3 separate regions of the Homo sapiens genome follow, and all the other regions are linked to region 3. Evidence: read pairs that join two places in POLR2A ChIA-PET (ENCODE). Cell type or tissue: HepG2. All regions are shown on one strand.

Region 1 (2,500 bases), 110 kb after region 3:
CCTGCCTTTCTTTCTGCTGTTAGAGGTCCATGCCAGGAGCCAGCTTTGTATCAGTTTTGCCACAGTGATCAGGTCATAAATGTCTCAGATCATTCAAGCCCAGTTTAACCTAGCAAAGAAAATGGCAAGATAATATTGCTGTGTTCTAGCTGTGTTCTGGCCTTCATTTTAGGTAGGCTTAAACCTCGACCTGGAGTCATTCCTGTTACGATTTACCAGAAAACACCCAACAGGAAGCCTACAGAACTACACTTTGCTCCTAATGTTAAGGAATGAAAACAGGAAATGTTCTGTTATCTGCCTGGCAGTGGGGCTTTGGAGTTAATCTCCTGGCCGTATCACTTACCAGCTTGGCAGCCTTGGACAAACTGAGCTCTGAGCTCAAGTTTCCTCATCTGTAAAGCGAGGGTGTATTATGTACCTTCATTTGGTTGTACAGATTAAGTGTGAACACTTAGGTAAAGCACACAGTATGGGGCTGAGTAAATGGACTGTTAAATAAGACAGTATCACTTGTTTTTAAGTTCCTTGGAGCTTTCTCCCCTAAACAGCTCAAAAGATTTTCATTTTTTTCTAATGCTAATATTTTTCTAATTCTTGTTTTAAAATATTTTACTGTAAAATATTTTGGCCAGGTGTAGTGGCTCACACCTGTAATCCCAACACTTTGGGAGACCAAGGCAGGAGGATTGCTTGAGCCCAGGAGTTGGAGACCAGACTGAGCAACATAATGAGACCTCGTCTCGTCAAAAAACAAAAATGGAAAATTTTTAAAAAACAGGCCGGGCATGGTGGCTCACGCCTGTAATCCCAGCACTTTGGGAGGCCAACGTAGGCAGATCGCTTGACCCCAGGAGTTTGAGACCAGCCTTGGCAACATGGCAAAACCCTATCTCTACGAAAACTGTTTAAATTAGCTGGGCGTGGTGGCACGTGGTGGTTCTAGCTACTTGGGAGGGCTGACGTGGGAGGATTGCTTAACCCCGAGAGGTCGAGGTTGTAGTGAGCTGTGATTGCACCACTGCACTCCAGCCTGGGCGACAGAGCAAGACCTTGTTTCAACACAAGTAAAATATTTGTGAAATGGGAATTCAGTTTCATTTTTTTTTTAACTGATCAAAAATATAACTTTCACCCCCACTGAGGCTTAAAAGAACAAAAACAAAAAAGTGTGACTGACATTCGGCGGTTTTGGCTTCTAGACCGCCACTAATATTGAGCTGAGTTCCTGTAACTCTGGCTAAAAGCAAAGAGCTGTGTTTTAGCCAGAGCAGTTTTATTATGAGTTAGATTTATGATTTCCAGTAGGCTTTTTGAAATGTTGGCCAGAGGTCAGGGACTCCCTGTCCCCATTCATAGATTCTAGACTGAATCTCTTTCAATATGAACACATTTGGCTCTTTAAGAAAGACTTAACTAAACTGGGATTCAACTGGATTGCCTCGAGACTTTGGGCAGAGCACATGACTTATTTTGTCCTAGAGATTCCAATCTGCTGGACACTCAGAAACTTTCACAACTTCTATTTTTCACATTTTTTCATATTTTAGGCTTCAGTGCAGAAGGATTAAAAGTAATGGCTAAGTTTTCTAATGCTGTTATTTATTTTTTCTTGAGGCTTTATGGTCACTAAAAAAGTAACAATATATAGTACGTAAAAAAACTTAAAGATACTGTGGCTTATAAAAGCGTATCTTTTTTCTGAGAACAAAATTAGCCAATTAAATAATAAAACCATCAAGAGATGTCACCAGTCAATGATGATGGGGCAAAAATTGTTCTGCATTCCGAGGAGGGAGAAATCGATGCAAGCAGAAGCGATTAAACATTCACATCTTGGAGCTAAATGACCTCCTAGGATGGATGGGTTTTATAGAGGTGGAGAGGTGGGGGGAGGGTGCTGGATGAAATAACTGGAAAATCTCCTTTTTCTTACTATTTTTCTTCAGTCCCTTTATAGGCACAACTGCTTAAAGAAACCAGATGGCCCCAGGATGGTGCCAGAGCTTCCTGACCCCTTATCAGATACCAGAGGAAGATAAGACTGCAGAGCGGAACAGGATAGGCAACCCCTGGTTGGCTTCAGATCATTATCATGTCGTTATAATGCTAAAATTCCTTCTCCTAAAAGAAAGTCTCCACCATTTTGTGTACATGTGATGTATGAAGACGTATGTTTATGAATTGTGTGTGCACATTTAGAGTCTCACTTTGCACATGCTAACATTCCTCTCCTGTCCCACACCTAGTCCTAAAAACTCCATGCCTTCTAGTGTTTGGGGAGAAGGGGCATTTAGAGTTAAGAGCCCCTTCCCTGGCCAGCGACTAAAACCTGGTTACCGTTTACAGTTGAATGTCCTCTGCGTAAATCGATACAAAGTGGGGAAAGAGCTGAGTTTACCAGTGACGACTGGAAGACCCTCTCTTTGAGATTTGTACCAAACCAGGTCTCAGTCTGCCTGTACATGCTCTGTCATTGCTTTCACTGTGTTGACCTACT
Region 2 (2,500 bases), 230 kb before region 3:
AGAACACCACCTTTCCTGACACGGGTTTGGCACTGACGACTACCAGTCCTATAGCCCCATGGGGCCTTCTGCTCAGCGCCTGGCTGGGAAATTCAGTAGTAGTAGAATGTGCAGAGGCATCTTGGGGAAAACAATTCTGGGGTATTGGCAGAATTGCGCTCTTCCCGCGCTCCCCTCACATCAAGCCTCATCTCCTCCAAGGAGCCGCCAGGGAGCCCCCAAGGGCTGCGAAGGCTCCTGGTGCCAACACTTCCTAGAGAAGGGGACAACAGGAATAATAGCTAACATTAATAACAGGGCTGCCAGCCGGCACGGTGGCTCACACCTGTAATTCCAGCACTTTGGGAGGCCGAGGTAGGTGGATCACCTGAGGTCAGGAGTTCGAGACTAGCCTGGCCAAGATGGTGAAACCCCATCTCTACTAAAAGTACAAAAATTAGCTGGGCGTGATGGGCGCCTGCAATCCCAGCTGCTGGGGAGGCTGAAGCAGGAGAATCGCTTCAACTCGGGAGGCGGAGGTTGCAGTGAGTCGAGATCATGCCATTGCACTCCAGCCTGGGCGACAAGAGCGAAACTCCGTCTCAAAAATAAAATAAAATAATAATAATAATAATATAGCTGCCATGGTAGACACTATCCTATGTTCTCTCTCTTAATCCTCAAGACAACCTAAGTAGGTTTTTGTTCCCTTCATTTTATAAATGAGAAAACCACCAAACCATCTCATGGCTTTTTCTGATGCAAACTGATTTCTAGTCTCACAAGGCCCGTGGAGCCCTCCAGGACCTGAAGATGAGTCAGCCGCGTGCCCCTACTCCTGCCCTACACACCTAACAGGGGTGGCAAATGCAGCCCTGAGTTGGGGGGCACTCAGCAGGGCCAGGAGCGGGGCGTGAGCCAGAGCTGTGGGTGCTGCAGGAGAGGCCCCAGCCCTGACCCCCATGGCACAGAGTCTCATCTTCATGCATTCAGTGCCCTGGCCCCCACCTCCTGACTGGGAAACTTCCAGGAGTGGCGGCACAGACCACACGTTTTCAAGCCAAGTCCTCCCTGGCCTTTGTTCTCCCTCCCAACTTTCTTTTAATCAGTCGGAAACGCTGCCCGGCTGCAGCCAGAGGCCAAGAAAGCCTTGGAGAAAACACAATCGTCTTTTCCTAACACCTCCTCCTCTCCACTCCCTCCCACCCAGCTCTCAGTAAAGCCCAACGGGACGGACAGACACAGGACAGACAGGCGGCTCCTCTCGGCCGTTTGGCAAGAAAGATCAGCGCCCTTCTCCATTTAAGCGGCCGTCGCCAAAGGAGTTTCTGCAGATCAGCTAACAGGCTCACCATCTGCGGCCCCACAGCTCTCTGAGAGCAGGGGCGGTGCCACTTGTGGCCTTACATACAGGGCTTCGGGGGCCTCACAGCTGCAGATAGGGGCCAGGCAGTCTTCAAAAGCCCCTTCCCAAACTGTACCAAATTAAACCTGTTGAAACTCAAAGAGACTTCTCCCCAAAAGAAACAAAAGGCCCACAGGACATCCAGCTGCTTTTATCGAAGTGTGCAATTAGGAGGCTTTTTTAAACCCTTCCAATTACAAACTTCTCTGTGGCTCAGCAGTGAGCCACACTGGGCCCGCAAGTCCTGGGGTGTTCATTCAGTCACACACACATAGGGAGAAATTGTTCGCAAACCGCAGACAGAAAAGAACAGTGAGAGGGAACGCAGAGACTCCGGGGCCAGGGAGAGTTTTACCACGCCTTCTCTCAGGCCCTCAGCTTCCTCATCGACACAATCGGGGCCTCTGAGGCTCCTTCCTTTTCTAACAGGAGTCTCGGATGTCCCACCCACCCATCACCCAGGGCCCCTCGGGGTTTTCCCTCCAGCTGGCAGCCACCCGGCCTGCTGCTTGCTGGAATGCCCTCTTCCCGCGCTCCCCTTACATCAAGCTCCATCTCTTCTAAAGAGCCTCCAGGGAGCCCCCAGGGGCTGCGAAGGCTCCTGGTGCCAACACTGAGCTCTGCGCCTCCCCACACCATCTCCAACCCCACGAGGTGCCCAGGCCGTGCCCAGCACCGCCTGAACAATCAGAGCTCCACAGGGCTCTGCTGCAGCCAGCCAGTCAAGAAAGCTCTGTAGAGCTCAGCTCCCAGCCTCCCCTCCCCCTCCAGCCCCCTTCAGCCCCCTTCCTGGAATCCCCCAGTGAGCATTAGTTGGGACAAGCGACCTTTTGACTAACAAAGGCGGTCACCAGAGGTTAAAAGGAACTCAACTAAACCAGGGATTAAGACTCGGATTCTGAGGGTGGTCTAGGGCACTCCCCTGGACCTGGGCCACTGGAGAAACAAAGACGCCAGGAGTGCCGGGCCTGGCTAGTGGCTCTGAGAAGCCACGGGTCAGCAGAGAGGTCACAGGTCATAGCTCTGCCGCCCAGCAGCTGCTCTGATCAGAGGACCTCGTGGCAGTCCCCCCAGGGACCAGGCCTTGAGGGTTAGAGGGGAGAAAAGCGCGGGCTG
Region 3 (2,500 bases):
GCCTGGGGTGCCCATGCTGCACGTTCCATCATGGAAGCCCCCCATTCTCCAAGGCCTGGCCCAAATCCTCCTCCTCCCGTGTCCTGCATAGGGCACATTCTCAGCAGTGTTTGATGAATGAATGAATGAGTAGATTTTCTTTCTTTCTTTCTTTCTTTTTTTTTTTTTGAGACAGAGTTTCACTCTTGTTGCCCAGGCTGGAGTCCAACGGCGCGATCTTGGCTCACCGCAACCTCCACCTCCTGGGTTCAAGCGATTCTCCTGCCTCAGCTTCCCAAGTAGCTGGGATTACAGGTATGCACCACCACACCTGGCTAATTTTGTATTTTTAGAAGAGACGGGGTTTCACCATGTTGGTCAGGCTGGTCTCGAACTCCCAAGCTCAGGTGATCCACCCTCCTCGGCCTCCCAAAGTGCTGGGATTACAGGCACGAGCCACCGTGCCAGGCCAAACAGGTAAATTTTCTAATTAACATGCGTGGAAGACGGAAGGCTCTTTCTAGGTGCTAAGTTCGTCTTGGATCACACCAGATAGGTAAAGGAGGGAGCAGCATGGCGTGGTGCAGGCTGGCACCGGTGCGGGCCGGAGGAAAGTTCTCGTGGTGGATGTATTTTGAAGGTTGGGCCCACAGGACTTTGCTGATGGACTGGAGGTGGGGTGAGAGTGAGGGAGGAGTCAAGGGGGACCCTAGTTCTAGCCTGAGGAGCCAAAAGGATGGAGTTGGGGAGCTCCCAACTGAGATGAGATGGGGAAGAGCAGATTTGGAGGGGAGAAGGGATTAAGACTCCTTTCTACAGCTGAGGGTCTGGAGCCCAGAGAGGGGAAGTGGCTCGGCCAAGGCTAACAGCTGCTCAGTGAGGCAGTCAGATCTCTGTGTTCTTCTCCTCCTGGCAGCGTCTACGTTGGGATCCATGAGGCTGACTTCCTGATGAGGGTCCCATCCCTGGCTTCGGAGGCAGCTTCTCCCACTAAGAAGTGGCGGAAGGTGGCGGGCTGGATTTGCAACCTGATTTTAGCAAACATCCCCCAGGCCCACCGACTGCCCGGTCCATGCTAAGCACAGGGGCCTGAGGACAATGGGACCCATGGGGCCCAGGAGAAGTCCTGTGTCAAGTCCAAAGGGCGGTGAGGTGCGATAGCAGGGGTGGGGTGTCCTCTCAGTCAGCAGCAGTAAACTGGTTTGTCTGTCTCTGGAATGAAGCTCAGATCAAACATTAATTTCTCCTTATCTGGGAGATCTGGAAGCCAGCGGGGATGAGGGCCTTTCCTGTCCCCTGAACAGAGTCTGTTGGCTCAGAATTTCTCTCTCTCCACCATGCGGACCACTGACCCCTCACCCTGAGCCAGTCCTGGGTCGGGGGTTCAGAGCCAGGAGGACTCGTGCAGGCCCCGGGTGGAAGCAGGAGCACCTCACAGCTCCCAAACAGTGCCCCTTCAACCCTGTAGCAACTCGAGGAGACTGTCCATGCCACCCCCGCTTTACAGAGGAGAAAAATGGGGTTACAACGCTGCAGTGATTTTTCCCTGAGTCTCCTGCCAGATCTCTGGATACACTTTTTTTTTTTTTTTTTTTTGAGATGGAGTCTCGCTTTGTTGCCCAGCCTAGAGTGCAGTGGTGCGATCTCGGCTCACTGCAGCTCTGCCTCCCGGGTTCACGCCATTCTCCTGCCTCAGCCTTCCAAGTAGCTGGGACTACAGGTGCCCGCCACCACGCCCGGCTAATTTTTTTGTATTTTTTAGTAGAGACGGGGTTTCACCATGTTTGCCAGGATGGTCTCGATCTCTTGACCTCGTGATCTGCCTGCCTTGGCCTCCTAAAGTGCTGGGATTACAGGCGTGAGCCACGGCACCCAGCCCAGATACATTCTTTTAGAAGAGAAGGGGTCTCACTATGTTGCGCTGGCTGGTGTCGAACTCCTGAGCTCAAGTGACCCTCCCACCTGGGCCTCCTGAAGTGCTGGGATTACAGGCGTGAGCCACTGGACCCAGACAAAAACTGAATGGATGCTGTGATCCCGAGTCCCGTTTCAGGAGTTCTTGTGGATGGAGGGTTGGGGTGGGCACTCCTAGGCCCCAGTGATAGCTGGACACTAGGAGCCTGGACTCTGGGCCTTGGTGTATTTTTACCGTTGCCCACCCCCATCCTGCGTGGTCCATCCCAGGCAGTGCCTGACCAGCGGCAGGGGCCTCTATGTGAGTCAGATCCACCCCCAAGTGGTTTTGGTGAAGAGACCAAGGCTCAGAGGGAAGCTCAGAGTCCAGCCACCAGCACGGCCCCAGCAGGGCTGGCCTATTTTACTTTATTTTTTTAGAGGCAGGGTCTTGCTCTGTCACCCAGGCTGGGGTGCAGTGGCCCAAACATAGCTCACTCCAGCCTCGACCTCCTGGGCTCAAGTAATCCTCCCGCCTCAGTCTCCTGCGTAGCTGGGACTACGGGCGCATACCATGGGGTCTTGCTTTATTGCCCATGCTGGTCTCGAACTCCTAGCTTCAAACAAG

The links. Peaks named below come from ENCODE experiments on the same cell type or tissue, not always from the same donor. Only the 100,000 strongest peaks of a DNase experiment are listed, where the experiment ranks them.
Region 1: POLR2A ChIA-PET joins it to region 3 with 11 read pairs; 4 of 35 experiments call an interaction of 5 or more read pairs at or near these places.
Region 2: POLR2A ChIA-PET joins it to region 3 with 10 read pairs; 3 of 35 experiments call an interaction of 5 or more read pairs at or near these places.

The regions. Positions count from the first base shown.
Region 1 is chr22:45,157,635-45,160,134 of GRCh38, reverse strand. All of the region lies in intron 1 of NUP50-DT (NUP50 divergent transcript), which reads left to right. Among named protein-coding and RNA genes, the nearest start is that of NUP50-DT, 4.9 kb to the left of the region's middle. RefSeq lists a silencer at 133-427. In HepG2, no CTCF peak of the experiment used is centred here; DNase peaks (open chromatin) are centred at 294 and 964; H3K4me3 peaks cover 937 bases.
Region 2 is chr22:45,503,872-45,506,371 of GRCh38, reverse strand. All of the region lies in intron 1 of FBLN1 (fibulin 1), which reads right to left. Among named protein-coding and RNA genes, the nearest start is that of FBLN1, 2.2 kb to the right of the region's middle. RefSeq lists enhancers at 1-419, 420-1,033, 1,034-1,647, 1,648-2,261, 2,262-2,500. In HepG2, no CTCF peak of the experiment used is centred here; no DNase peak of the experiment used is centred here; H3K4me3 peaks cover 1,720 bases.
Region 3 is chr22:45,272,351-45,274,850 of GRCh38, reverse strand. No RefSeq gene overlaps it. Among named protein-coding and RNA genes, the nearest start is that of UPK3A, 11 kb to the left of the region's middle. In HepG2, no CTCF peak of the experiment used is centred here; DNase peaks (open chromatin) are centred at 1,170 and 2,200; H3K4me3 peaks cover 278 bases.